Linked DNA regions of Homo sapiens: all the other regions are linked to region 3. The links are chromatin contacts, found by Hi-C or POLR2A ChIA-PET in ENCODE. All regions are on one chromosome and are shown on one strand. Each heading gives the region's core, a stretch centred on a gene start or an enhancer-like site at or near the end of the contact. The rest is flanking DNA. Distances are from core to core; before and after follow the strand shown.

Evidence for each region. Hi-C counts contacts between places; a loop is a spot of excess contacts on that map. ChIA-PET counts read pairs that join two places held with the same protein, here RNA polymerase II (POLR2A). Pooled maps may share reads with other maps.
Region 1: a loop to region 3 is called in a pooled map, with 2.7 times the contacts of the local background. The contact joins the promoter of WBP2 here to the enhancer-like site in region 3. A Hi-C loop is called at or near these places in 2 of 50 pooled maps. POLR2A ChIA-PET finds 5 or more read pairs at or near these places in 4 of 52 experiments (HEK293, OCI-LY7, activated B cell and 1 more).
Region 2: a pooled map shows a loop between it and region 3 (6-fold over the local background). The contact joins the promoter of H3-3B here to the enhancer-like site in region 3. A Hi-C loop is called at or near these places in 2 of 50 pooled maps. POLR2A ChIA-PET finds 5 or more read pairs at or near these places in 6 of 52 experiments (A549, GM12878, HEK293 and 3 more).
Region 4: a loop to region 3 is called in a pooled map, with 5 times the contacts of the local background. The contact joins the promoter of MRPL58 here to the enhancer-like site in region 3. A Hi-C loop is called at or near these places in 2 of 50 pooled maps. POLR2A ChIA-PET finds 5 or more read pairs at or near these places in 6 of 52 experiments (CD8-positive, alpha-beta memory T cell, H1, Panc1 and 3 more).

Annotation. Positions count from the first base shown.
Region 1 is chr17:75,853,669-75,856,728 of GRCh38, forward strand. It overlaps WBP2 (WW domain binding protein 2), which reads right to left and starts at 1,667. Exons shown (of 8, transcript NM_012478.4): 1 at 1,571-1,667. The coding sequence starts at 1,629. RefSeq lists enhancers at 1,753-1,882, 2,491-3,060 and a silencer at 2,253-2,422.
Region 2 is chr17:75,778,342-75,781,601 of GRCh38, forward strand. It overlaps H3-3B (H3.3 histone B), which reads right to left and starts at 1,438. Exons shown (of 4, transcript NM_005324.5): 1 at 1,316-1,438; 2 at 706-843; 3 at 469-622; 4 at 1-382. The coding sequence starts at 833. The coding sequence ends at 254. RefSeq lists an enhancer at 526-1,130 and a silencer at 759-1,028.
Region 3 is chr17:75,342,360-75,345,385 of GRCh38, forward strand. All of the region lies in intron 2 of GRB2 (growth factor receptor bound protein 2), which reads right to left. Among named protein-coding and RNA genes, the nearest start is that of SLC25A19, 54 kb to the left of the region's middle. RefSeq lists an enhancer at 2,687-3,026. Within about 2 kb of position 1,719, at least 6 of the 41 ENCODE cell types and tissues checked have a DNase peak (open chromatin) inside an H3K27ac peak, as active enhancers do; they include GM12878 and OCI-LY7, where a contact is called at or near this core.
Region 4 is chr17:75,011,091-75,014,536 of GRCh38, forward strand. It overlaps MRPL58 (mitochondrial ribosomal protein L58), which reads left to right and starts at 1,580. Exons shown (of 6, transcript NM_001545.3): 1 at 1,580-1,782. The coding sequence starts at 1,597. RefSeq lists enhancers at 1,208-1,357, 1,224-1,907, 1,448-1,757, 1,808-1,887, 1,908-2,590 and a silencer at 1,373-1,555.

The DNA of each region.
Region 1 (3,060 bases), core at 417-2,916, 510 kb after region 3:
CGGTTCTGTTTGTCTTCTGCCTCCCCCCATATATCACAACTTTCTCTGACTGGGGAAGGGTAAGTGGGAAACAACTGGTATAAGCAAAGGAAAATGGCTGGGCGCGGTGGCTCACTCCTGTAATCCCAATACTTTGGGAGGCCGAGGAGGGTGGATCACGAGGTCAGGAGTTCGAGACCAGCCTGCCCAACATGGTGAAACCCTATGTCTACTAAAAATACAAAAAATTAGCTGGGTGTAGTGGCGGGTGCCTGTAATGCCAACTACTGGGGAGGCTGAGGCAGGATAATCGCTTGAACCCAGGAGGCGGAGGTTGCAGTGAGCTGAGATCGTGCCACTGCACTCCAGCCTGGGCGACAGAGCAAGCCTCCATCTAAAAAAAAAAAAAAAAAAAAAAAAAAAAGAGAAGAGAAGTACTGCTCAGAGAAAAGAAGGAATTACCAGCAACAGGCTGGGCCCATGAAACTCTGAGCGGGTAAGATAGAGGGAAAGTGAGCATGCTGGGTCACTCTAGGCATTTTCCTCTGACTCATCAAACATTCCCAAGTCACAGGGCAGCTGGATGCTGGCCTTAGCTGGGTACAGGGCTCTGACTCCACGATGTCTCCTTTGGGGACTCAGGTGCCTCCTAAGCTCCTTCTGCCTTCAAGAGGCAATTCAGGGTCGGCATAGTTCAACCCAGGGCTGGCTGGTCTGATTTTCAATACCCAAGGAACAAAAGGAGACAGAGGCCATTTAAGGCTTCTCTTGGCAGAGACTGGAGGAGAGACAGGATGCAATGAGCAAGGGGTGGGGAGGATGGAGTGGAAAGAACCTTGAATTAGGAGAGCTCTGCCTTCCGAGGTGACCCAAACCAACAGGCATTCAAGAGAGAGGCAAGGGAATGACTACGGACCCACACAGTGCCAGGAACTGTTAGACACCTGACAAACGTCATCTGTTTAATTTCACCTCTGGGACCTCAGTTTTTTACCGGGAACCTGAACAGTTCTGGAACATACTGGAAGCCTGTATGCTGGTGGTTAATCCTATTAACTTTGGAGTCAAGACTCCTTTCCTGGAATTACCACCTCTGTTACTTACACAGTTGCGATCTCGGGCAAGTTACTTAACCTTTCTGCCCTCCACTTTCCCTACCTGTGAAATGTGGACAGTAGTAGATTATACTGCACAGAATTTATTAAATAAGGTAGAAAAGGCGCAGAGCCTGACACGTAGTAACGTTGTAGACATCCAATAAGTGACAATTATTTTTGTTTGGGGCTCCTCCCAGCTACTGAAATCACAAGTCTGGGAAGGGGTTCAAGAATCACCCCTAGGCCCCACCGGGGGCCCCATACCAGGTCCCCATGCAGACGTCCCACCCCCGCCTCCCAGCTGATCACAACCTCCCGGGCTCTCCCCCACGGCCCACCCACCTTCCTCCAACCCCGCCCCCAGCCGTTCCCCACCAACCTCACTCCATCAGTGCTCCCTCTTCAGGGGCTTATTCCCCACCACCCACCACCCACCGCCCACTTCCTCGACACCCGAACTTTGGTCCTCCAGGATCCTTCCGCAGTGTTTTCACCTCTCGGTGTTATTGACGATCACTCCGCCGCCCTCCGAGTGATTCTTGTTGAGCGCCATAGTCTCTCCAACAGGGGTCCCGAGACTCAAAACGCAATGAGCTTGCGCCCCTCTTCGCCCCGCCCCTAGTGGCGTCTTCTTATTAGAGTCAGCCAATCAAAGCTCGAGTGCGGAGGCTGGCCCAAACACCTGACCCGAACGTCACGTGGTAATAGTTTACTCCCTCCTTCCAGTTCCTCCTGCGCAACAAACAAGATGAAGACTACAATTCCCAGCAGGCAACGCCCCCGCAGCCTCGGCCTGTCCCTATGCTGGAGGAAGGATGCATTCTGGAACTTGTAGTCTCCTGGATCATAGGCCTGAATTGGTTCCACATTTTGCGTAACCAATCGGCTTGTGCCATCCCCACCCCGCCTCTTCAGCCGGACGGAAATAAACAGTTCCGCTCCTGGCAGGGGCGCGATCTTGGGGACTCCGGCAGCGCGTTAAGGGAAGTCCTGCTGGTCGAATGCGACCTGGACATGGCGTGGGAGCGCCGAGCTGTCCCCTTGTGGATGGGGAGCTTTCGTTCACTCAGCAGACGTTTATGGGGCGCATGCGTGACTCTGGGGCGTTTAGCTGAGCCGGAGGCCCCGGCTCTTGGGGACGCGGTGGGCTGGCGGCGTCGGATCACCCCGCCATCCATCTCACCACTCCCAGCGCTGAGCCCGGGGGGCGGGGAGAGTCCCTCATGGGAAGGGGAGGCCGTGTGCCCCGCCTGGCTCCCACCACGTTCGCAGGCCGGCCGGGCGCCCCTCGCAGCCCCCTCTCCGGCCTCGCGGTGGCGCCGCTCCCCCCTTAGCGCCCAGCGGGGTCCCGGCCGGAAGACTGAAGGCTGAGTGGGACTGGGCACGGCGCGAAACCGGCATCCTGATAACTAGGATTTACAGAATAAGGCTGACTCCTGTCAGCTCGTGACCCAGCCCTGGGCGTCCTCCACGGGGCAGCTGTCATTCCCTAACCGCCCCCCACCAAACCCCTGCACCTCCGAGCTGAATCCGTGAGGCGGAGAGAGGGGGCTGCACTTCCCACGTGGTAGTTCCGGTACTCGTTAATGTTAAGGAATTAGAGTTTGCTTTTCAGTAGACAGCTGCTTTCCTGACTGTGGTGGCCAACCTCTAGATCCACCTGCTTGACTTCGCTTTCCAGGGAGGTCTCCTATGTGAAGAAACAAAGCTGCCTCACTAGAAAAGATCAGGAAACAGCAGCGTTCTGTGAGGTCCTGTGCAATACCAGGTTGGACCTTGCGGGACAAGTACAGTGGGTTAAGGATAGTCATAATGAAATCTGCCCCAATGGTTAGATGTATTTTGGCGCCTGCAATCTCTGCAGTCTTTAAAAAGAATTAAGTCAGACTATGTGCTGATATGGGAAGATCATCAAGGGTTATTAAGCACAGAATGCTGTATACATATAGTTGTATTTGTATAAAAAATAGGATCTAGATAGAAA
Region 2 (3,260 bases), core at 188-2,687, 440 kb after region 3:
GAAACATGCATCATGAGAAGCAAGAAGTATCACCCATCCCTTCTGCATATTAGCAACTTGTCACTCCTGAGCAACAGTGCTCACATCACTGAGGTCTGTGAACAGTCACTTTTCGCATTCATCCTGAGTGAAAGATGGAATGACTTAAGTACAAATGCAACATATTATAAACAATTTCTTACAAAAAAAGTCACAAATTAAACCAAAGTATTTTACAGAATTTACTACAAAACGCCATAAAAACTGCCTTCACTTAAGCTCTCTCTCCCCGTATCCGGCGAGCCAACTGGATGTCTTTGGGCATGATGGTGACTCTCTTAGCGTGGATGGCACACAGGTTGGTATCTTCGAACAGACCCACCAGGTACGCTTCGCTAGCCTCCTGTTGAGGACGAGAGCCGCACTATTAATCCCACTCGGGGAGCGGAAACCGCCCAGCCCTCCCCCGGCTCCAGGCCTTTGTCTTACCTGCAGCGCACCGATGGCTGCGCTCTGAAACCTCAGGTCGGTTTTGAAATCCTGCGCGATCTCCCTCACCAACCTCTGGAAGGGCAGCTTCCGGATGAGCAGCTCGGTCGACTTCTGATAACGACGAATCTCTCGAAGCGCCACGGTCCCGGGCCTGCAGCGAGCAGGGGAGGAGTGAGCGGACGCTGCCGCACAAAGCCGGCCACCGCCGGGCCATTGTTCCCCCGCCCGACCTACCTGTAGCGATGAGGCTTCTTCACCCCGCCGGTAGAGGGAGCGCTTTTCCTGGCGGCTTTCGTGGCCAGCTGTTTGCGGGGGGCTTTCCCACCGGTGGACTTACGAGCAGTCTGCTTGGTTCGGGCCATTTTCTTTCACCTAAGAAAGACGCCCCGAAGATAAGGCCGCCGCGCTCACCCGGGCCGCCCCCCAGGGCTGCGGGGGGAGGAACAGATCCTGGCCCCACCGCCGGGCCTCCCGCCTCCCCGCGCCCCACCTCGCGGCAGCAGATGGCCGAGGGCCGCCAACCTCCTCCCCCTCCCCTAATGACTCAGGCTGCGAGGAGCGGCAGCCTCCCCCGGGAGGGGGAGCGCGGGGAGGAGTCACTTCCCTTCCTCGACGGGCGGAGGCCCGACTGCCCGGAACCCGGCGTCGGGACCTCTGAATCACCGCCGGGAAAAGGCGGGGACACAGTTCCGGAACAAAGCCCCAAGGGGAAACCTCCCGGCCCCATACCCGACCCGACGCCAGCGGCCCGAGCAGCCCCCGCCGCTCGGCTCCCAACGGCCGCGGCGCGCGGCGCCAACGGTTGGCAGAACCTGAAGCCGCGGGTAAACCTACGAACGCCTACCCAACGCCGAAGTTTTAGGCCACTTCTCCGACCGCCGCGCCGCTTCCGCTGCCCGAGGAAGAGCCGCAGTCGACGAGCGAAAAACCAGCACCGCCCAACGAACGACCAAACCGCTCTGCGCTCCAAGCCCCCGCGTCGCCTCCGTTTTTATAGGCACGCTTCACGCTGCGTCTCTGCGTCATAGAACCCTTATTTGCATACACCAACGACTTTTTCTATTGGTGGGCGCTTTCGCCGACGCGCTGACATCCCCCGACACAAAGGCCGTGCTTCGGCACTGTTCCATGATTGGTGCATATCTACGCCGCTGATTGGCTGTTAAAGTGGCCTAATGATTGGATGGATGCAAAGAGGAATGGACGAATCAGAGTTTAGCACTAAGCGGCCCTTCTGATTGGATAAAATGGAGCTATGTTTGGATCCTTCCCTTGGTTCCAAAGCTCTGCAATAGAAAGTCAATGCAAATGAATTGCATTGGTCTCTATCAGAATGAGCAGGAGTCTAAACTCACAGGCATCAAGCGAATGCTATGCACCCAGAGAGGCTACTTTAACAAAATTTTTGTAAATATTTTCCGATGTAAAATAAAATGTGTTCCCTGGATTATTTACCTTTCATAATATTTTGATAGTTAAGTGCGTAGTGTGAGAATTAGAATTCAGTAAATCATGTTATATTATCAAGTATTTCATATATCATGCACATACATTTTTAACAAAAAGCAGGTCTCTTGGTGGGGTGGGAAGGGGTAAATAATAAATACAAATAAACATGTTAATAAATTATTTTAGAGGAACTGTTTTGTATGTTTTTAAGGTGTCACAAAATATTTTTTGATTTCCATATGCTTAAACAAGAGGTAACTTACTAAGCAACATGTTACTTGAATTATGTACTTCAAGTGAATGAAATGACTACAGCTAGAAAGTAAATAGTCCTACTATAGTATTTGCATGTCCATAAAGAATAAACAAAAGATAACTAAACTAGATATGTGCCCTTTTGTTTAATAGCATATCCTGGCAGGTATTACTTCTGAAGAAACATGACAAATGTGTAAATATGCTAATCCCTACCTTTGCCTAAGTAAATGTCTTGGGTAGATTGTAATAGTCAGTTCTTCAGTTGCCTCAAGTATATAAAATACCATAGCAGGCTTAAGGTTAAGACTAGCCAAGCAAAGCCCAGAAAATTGAAATAGAGCCTTGGGCATTCTACTCTATAGTTCTGATGCTGGTCCAGCAAATATTCTAAACTATTAAAAGAAAAAGTAGCAGATACAGGTATGCATAGGTTTCAACTAAATTAATTTTTTTTTTTGAGACGGAGTCTGACTCTGTCGCCCAGGCTGGTGTGCAGTGGCACGATCTCAGCTCACTGCAAGCTCCGCCTCCTGGGTTCACACCATTCTCCTGACTCAGCCTCCGAGTAGCTGGGACTACAGGCGCCTGCCACCACGCCCGGCTAATTTTTTTGTATTTTTAGTAGAGACGGGGTTTCACCGTGTTAGCCAAGATGGTCTTGATCTCCTGACCTTGTGATCCACCCGCCTTGGCCTCCCAAAGTGCTGGGATTACAGGCATGGGCCACCGCCCCTGGCCGGTAATTTTTTTTTTTTTTGAAGTGGGGTCTTGCCCAGTCACCCATGCTAGAGTGCAGTGGTGCAGTGACCACGGCTCACTGCAGTTTTGACCTCCTGGACTCAAGCAATCCTTCTGCCCCAGCCTCCCAAAGTGCTAGGATTACAGGCATGAGCCACCATGCCTGACCTTCAGAGAATTACAGTACGTAAGTACAAATACCTCAATATTGACTTGTCACACCAGTGGTCAAGTATCAAACAATGAGAAAAAAATGCACACTTTGAAAAACTAGCTCAGCTTCATCTCAATCTCTGGTATCAAATTCCTGTTATTATTTCAGCCTTCTTAATTTTTTTTTTTTT
Region 3 (3,026 bases), core at 469-2,968:
TCTAAGTGTTCTAAGTAATACATTTAGTGCCCTAGAGCAAGCTGGGTCTACAACAATTTATACATTCTCTCTCTTCTTTTTTAATAAAAAATTGAGACGAGGGTCTTCATATGATGCCCCGGCTGTTCTCCAATTCCTAGGCTCAAGCGATCCTCCCACCTCAGCCTCCCAAAGTGCTGGGAATACAGGCATGAGCCACCGCACCGTCAATTTATACATTCTTGGTGATAAACAAGAACCTCTTAAATAGATCCTAGAAAGACTGCCATGAGTTTGTTGATCCAAGCAAGGAGAGGTAAAGGAGGTAAGAGAATTAAACAATCAGTCTTCCTGTAACGTAAGCACCCTGCCTAAAGGCCATGTGGAGTACCTTTCCACAAGGCCACCTACTTCTTTGTCTAAGTAGGCTGGGTGCAGTGGCTCACGCCTGTAAAATTTCAGCACTCCAGGAAGCCAAGGCGGGAGGATGCCTTGAGCCTTGGAGTTTGAGTCCAGCCTAGAGGGTACAGGGAGACCCTGTCTCTACAAAATATTCAACAATTAGCCTGGCATGGTGGTGTGCACATACAGTCCCAACTACTCAGGAGGCTGAGGTGGGAGGATTGCTTGAGCCTGGGAGGTCGAGGCCTGCAGTGACCTGTGATTGCACCATTGCACTCCGGCCTGGGTGACAGAGAGAAACCTTGTCTCAAAAAAAAAAAAAAGGTATAAGATTGGGAAGGAGTGGGGGTGGGTGGGTAGAGCAGGGAACTTTCAGTATGACAGGGATAAAGGGGGCTGGACCAGGGAGAGAGGAGGTGTAAGTCTGTTTCTACACATGTCCTATTAATCCCTCTCAGGATGGAGCGCTTCCTGGCAATGTGATGTCTAATTCTGATTCGGTCTGCCTGTCTGACTTGTGACAGACTTTTGCAGGGTGCTAATTTTAATAGCTACAACTCTGCCAGCAAAATTTTTATGGAACAGTCTGCAAGACCTTGGATTTTTTGATTCACCCACTGACCAGCAACTAGGCTGATGGAGAAAAATGATCACATTAAGAGACCAGGACTATTCATGTATTAAAAAAGTTTCTTTATAATGTTCATACATGTTAGAAGATGAACAATTAAGACGACTAACCAAATTACAGGATATTTCTTTCTCTGAGAAATATTTTAGTTCAAAAGATAACTAGGATATGCTCATCAACCTCTTCAGTTGACCTCTTATCATCAAGAGAAATTGCTCTTGATATTTTTAACAAAACAGGAAGGTAGTTCACACTTATGTGATATTACTCCACCCAGATAAATCTGGAGGCAGTGAAACCTAAATGCATAGACAAACCCCAAAATAAACTTCTACCAAAGGGGTACAAAAAGTTTCCATTCAAAATAACTGTCTTGCGTTTTGTGACATGTGGAAGTCCTATTTGGTGGAGCTGAAATGCTCTTGGAATGTCAGAATTTCAACTGCACGAGCAGGGAGAAGAAAGGAGAGGAAGGGAGGGGGCAGGAAGAGACCAACACAGAGATCAAGAGGTTTCAAGAAAAATCTGTGTATTTGAAAAATTCAACAATCATATGATGACCTGTACTAGACAAACACCAAGCCCTGGGCTAGGTGAACTGAGGATAAAATGGATACCCTTCCCAAGGAGCTTAGGGGACTAGAAAGCTGCCAGGTGCATCACAGTGTGACGAATGTCAGGAGTGGGGAGTTATGGGTACTATGTAGGCATCAATTCAATAGAAAACATCTGACTTCCAAACACCAAAGACGATGACTTAACTCCAGGTTAGGGGGTATCAGGAAAACATCCTAGATGAAGTGTGAACTTGGTTATTCCCTGTCTGCATCTTTAGCTCTGCTTAGTCTGTGTGGACTGTGAGTAGAAGGAACATGGCAGACTCTGCAAGTAGACAGATTGTTGTTTGGCTGCTATTAACTAAAACACTGGTTAAGCTTCTTTTAGCTTAAAGGTAAAATATTTATTAATGGTATCAGAACTTCTAACTGGAAATAACCTAAATAACCTCAACTGTAGCTAATTTTTTTTTTTTTTTTTCAGACAGAGTCTTGCTTTTGTTGCCCAGGCTGGAGTGCAATGGCGTGATCTCAGCTCACTGCAACCTCCACCTCCCGGGTTCAAGCGATTCTCCTGCCTCAACCTCCTGAGTAGCTGGGATTACAGGTGCCTGCCACCAAGCTGGCTAATTTCTATATTTTCAGTACAGACAGGGTTTCATCAAGTTGGCCAGGCTGGTGTTGAACTCCTGAGTTCAAGTGATCTGCCCGCCTCGGCCTCCCAAAGTGCCAGGATTTACAGGTGTTGAGCCACCGCGCTCGGCCTCAACTGTAGCTAATTCTTTACTTTAATGACACATATTTAGCAACTGTCCTTTTCATCCTTTCACTAACAGAAGGAGGCTTTTAATCTTACATGAAATCCTACACTCCTCTCTTCAAAAAATAAAACACAAAGCCTCCCCAACCCCCCACACCCCCTCCCAACCCCCCCGCCTGGGGGAGCAGCTGTTACTCATGTTTTGTGATGCTAACAGGCAAACCCGCTCCTGTGTGTCAGTTCCACCCTCTAAGGTCTCCACTCACTTCCCACTGCCTCAGCATAAAGCAGAAAACAGGAGCTCAAACCTCTACCCTGAAAATTAATGACAACAGAGGTTTTTTTTTAAATTTTATTTATTATTATTATTTTTGAGATGGAGTCTTGCTCTGTCCCCCAGGCTGGAGTGCAGTGGCGCAATCTCGGCTCACTGCAACCTCCGCTCCTGGGTTCATCCCATTCTCCTGCCTCAGCCTCCTGAGTAGCTGGGACTACAGGCGCCCGCCACCACGCCTGGCTAATTTTTTTTGTATTTTTAGTAGAGACGGGGTTTCACCGTGTTAGCCAGGATGGTCTCGATCTCCTGACCTCGTGATCCGCCAACCTCAGCCTCCCAAAGTTGTGGGATTACAGGCGTGAACCACCGCACCCCGCCCGACAACAGAGTTTATTTAATTCCACGTAAGACTATGATTCA
Region 4 (3,446 bases), core at 330-2,829, 330 kb before region 3:
TCTCTCCTCTACCCACCTCCTCTCCCAGAATCCAGGCCACCAGATGGCCCAAGCAGGCTGTGTTTATTTGGGGCCATGGAAACCTGCAGCTTCCTTTTCCTATTGCCTTGGGTCAGGTGCAGAGCTGGAGCCCAGCCTCAGAGCAATGATGTCATGGAAAGGTTCTGACTTTATTACTCATAACCCCTTAGCCCCCGACCTGAGTGAATGCCTGGTTTTGCTCCTCTGAGCAGCTTATTCCAGTTGCCATAGAGATGCGTCTATTCCCTTTGAGGTCTTGGGACTAAGTCAAACAGCGCGGGACCCAGGAGACTCTCCTCCCAACCCGAGATAGAGCCCGAGATATGTCAATTGTCACCCCTTTCTAGTCTGAGCTTATAAAGCCAGTGCTTAGAAAGTGGTTTATTCCTTCTTAAAGATTTGCTGTAGCCATAATGCGGAGATGGTAAAAGCTTGGTGTGATGACAATCTCCTGTTTCAATCAGCCAGCATCCCCGGGGGCACATTTTTCTAGATAATTATGCTTGTTCCTAAAAATAGAACTCTTCATTAAGAAACAATCGCTAGCATTACTAATAATTATGAACATTTATTTAGCTTTGTTTCCATTTACCACATAGCCTCTCAACACAGTAACTTAACTAAGGTTTAGCTGTTTTCAAACACTGCTTGCTCTACTGTGAACCTTTTTCAGAATTGGAACTTGTCTGTAGTTCATCCCTTACCAGCGCTATGAAAGGGTTCTAGTTAGCTGGCAGTTCTCTGAATTCTCTCCCTACCTCCCGAGGGACCCCCTCTCTCCTGGCTGGAAGAAAGCATCATCTTGCTCCATAAAGCTGAAGGGCGGGGGACGATGTTCCAGGTTTTGCAAACATTTCTTTCGGTGGCCTGCCTTCTCCTCCCATCTGGTATTTGTCCTGCAGAGCTGCTGGGTATAAGCCAGTACACACACGTGCTCAGCGGGGAATTTGCTCATAGGCTGCCTTGTAAAAAGAGCCTGGCGTTCCTAAAACTCAGCTCTACCAGAACCCAACTTTCAAAAGTACATTCCTACAGAATTCATTTTATCAGTACTCATGGGGTGCCCACGATGTGCCATGTTCTGGGTGCTGGGGATATACCAGTGAGCCGGTGCCCTCCTGGAGCTCACATTCCGGCTAGGAGACAGCAATTAGACAATTAGGACTGAGTGATTTTTGTAAAGGAAGAGAAAAAAGATAAATTAGAGCAGAGTAAAGGGGCTGGGAAGCGCGGGGCGGGAGATGCCCCAGGCTGGCCGGGCAGGCCTCGCTGCTGTTTGAATTGGGCAGTGGGCGGTCCAGGCGGAGGGCACGGACTCTGAAAGGAGAGAAGTGGTGTTTCTGGGGGCCACAAGATCGGGGCACTCTTCCGGTAGCAGCTCGCTCTCTGGCCACCGTCTTCCCCAGCCAACCAGGCCTCCCGGAGGCGGCCGGCCAGAAAGCATCGGCGGGACCCCAGTTTGCCGCCTCCCCTCGGCGGGACCTAGAAACTGCGCGGAACCAAAGCTCGAGGGCGGCTCGAGTTTGCGGACCGCGGGGAGGAAGCGCCCGCCGGAAGCAGTCGCAAGACCTGAGCATGGCGGCCACCAGGTGCCTGCGCTGGGGCCTGAGCCGAGCCGGAGTCTGGCTGCTCCCACCGCCCGCACGGTGCCCACGCCGGGCGCTGCACAAGCAGAAAGACGGCACTGAGTTCAAGAGCATCTACAGCCTGGACAAGCTCTACCCCGAATCTCAGGGCTCGGACACCGCCTGGAGGGTCCCGGTGAGCCGGGAAGGACTGGACGGAAGGGGCGTTTTGTCAGGCTGCTGGGTGACGTTAGGAACCCCAGGCCCATTGGCCGGATGTGGAGCTACGTCGGGGGGCTACGTGATGGTCGCCGCGGGAGGGGGCTGGCTGTCTGCGCTAACCTGGCCGGGAGTGGGGTGCTCGCTGTAGCGCGAGATGTGCAGGAGCCCGGAAGGCCGGCTGGGTATGCTTCTTTCAAGGCTGCCAGCTTTTCTACGTTCGTGTCCTTGGCCCTCAAGACCAAATTCCAGTCCCAAGGGGAAATACGGGCATTCTGGCCCTCCAAGGCGGACAATAAAGGCAAGAGGCTGCCAAGTTGTTTGCTACCCTTTGGGACGTTACAGTGTCCATTGTCTCTAGTAACCCCAGGACGCGCGAATAAAACAGCTTCTCTGTCGTTCCTTCAGGATGCATTTATTTAGCCAGCTGTGTGCAGGCATTGAATCAAGCCCCGGAGCAAGAGAGATAAGACCCACCCAAACCCATTGAGCTTCCACTTACAGGACTGGAAAAGAATATCCATTCATTTGTTCATTAATTCACTCACTCACTCAACAAAAGCTGTGCTAGGCTAGGGGATGGAGTAGCAAACAAAATTGAAATTCTAAAGCTTGTGGAGCTTATGTTCTAGTGGAGGGAGACAAGCAGTAAGTAAATGACTAATATAGAATGTGTGAGGTAGTACTTTGCAGAAAATAAAGCCAAGAAGGAAGAAGTAGTGCCAGAGGTAGGAAGTAGGGTTGCAATTTTAAGTAGGATTGTCTAGGAACGCTGTCAATGAGGTGGCATTTGAATAACGACCTGGAAGAAGCCAGACAGCAAGTCATGAGAATAGGGGGCGGATGAGCATCCTAGGCAGAGGGAAGAGAAAGTGCAATAACCTGAAGGCAGTAGCAATCCCCAGGTGTGGCTCAGCAGGGGTCAGGAGACAAAGCCAAAGAGAGGGATGGCTGGGGAAAGGCCTGTTACTAGGACTTAATGGCCTCCAGCCTTTCCTCTGAACGCAAGGGAGACCTATTGGAGAGCTTGAAGCAGAATGGAATTATCTTAGTTTTACAAGGATCACTCAGAGAGCCTTACAGAGAACAGATAGAGGATGCCAAGATCAGGGAGACAAGTAAGGAGATTGCAATGTAGGGCAAGAGATGATAAGCAGGGTGGAAGCAGTAGGAGTCATGAGAATTGGTCAGATCCTAGACGTATTTTGGAAAGAAAGCCTGCAAGATTTGCTAATTGATTGGATGTGAGAAGTGAGAATAAAAGAGGAATTGAAGTCTGGGGCCTTTTTTTTTTTTTTTTTTTTTTTTGAGACGGAGTCTCACTCTGTCGCCCAGGCTGGAGTGCAGTGATGCAATCTCTGTTCACTGCAAGCTCCGCCTCCCGGGTTCACGCCATTCTCCTGCCTCAGTCTCCTGAGTAGCTGGGACTACAGGCGCCCACCACTACAACCGGCTAATTTTTTTTTTTTTTTTTTTTAGTAGAGAGGGGGTTTCACCGTATTAGCCAGGTTGGTCTTGATCACGGGCGTGAGCCACCGCGCCAGGCTTTTTTTTTTTTTTTTTTTTGAGACAGGGTCTTACTCTGTCATCCAGGCTGGAGTGCAGTGGCGTGATCTCAGCCCACTGCAACCTCCGCCTCCT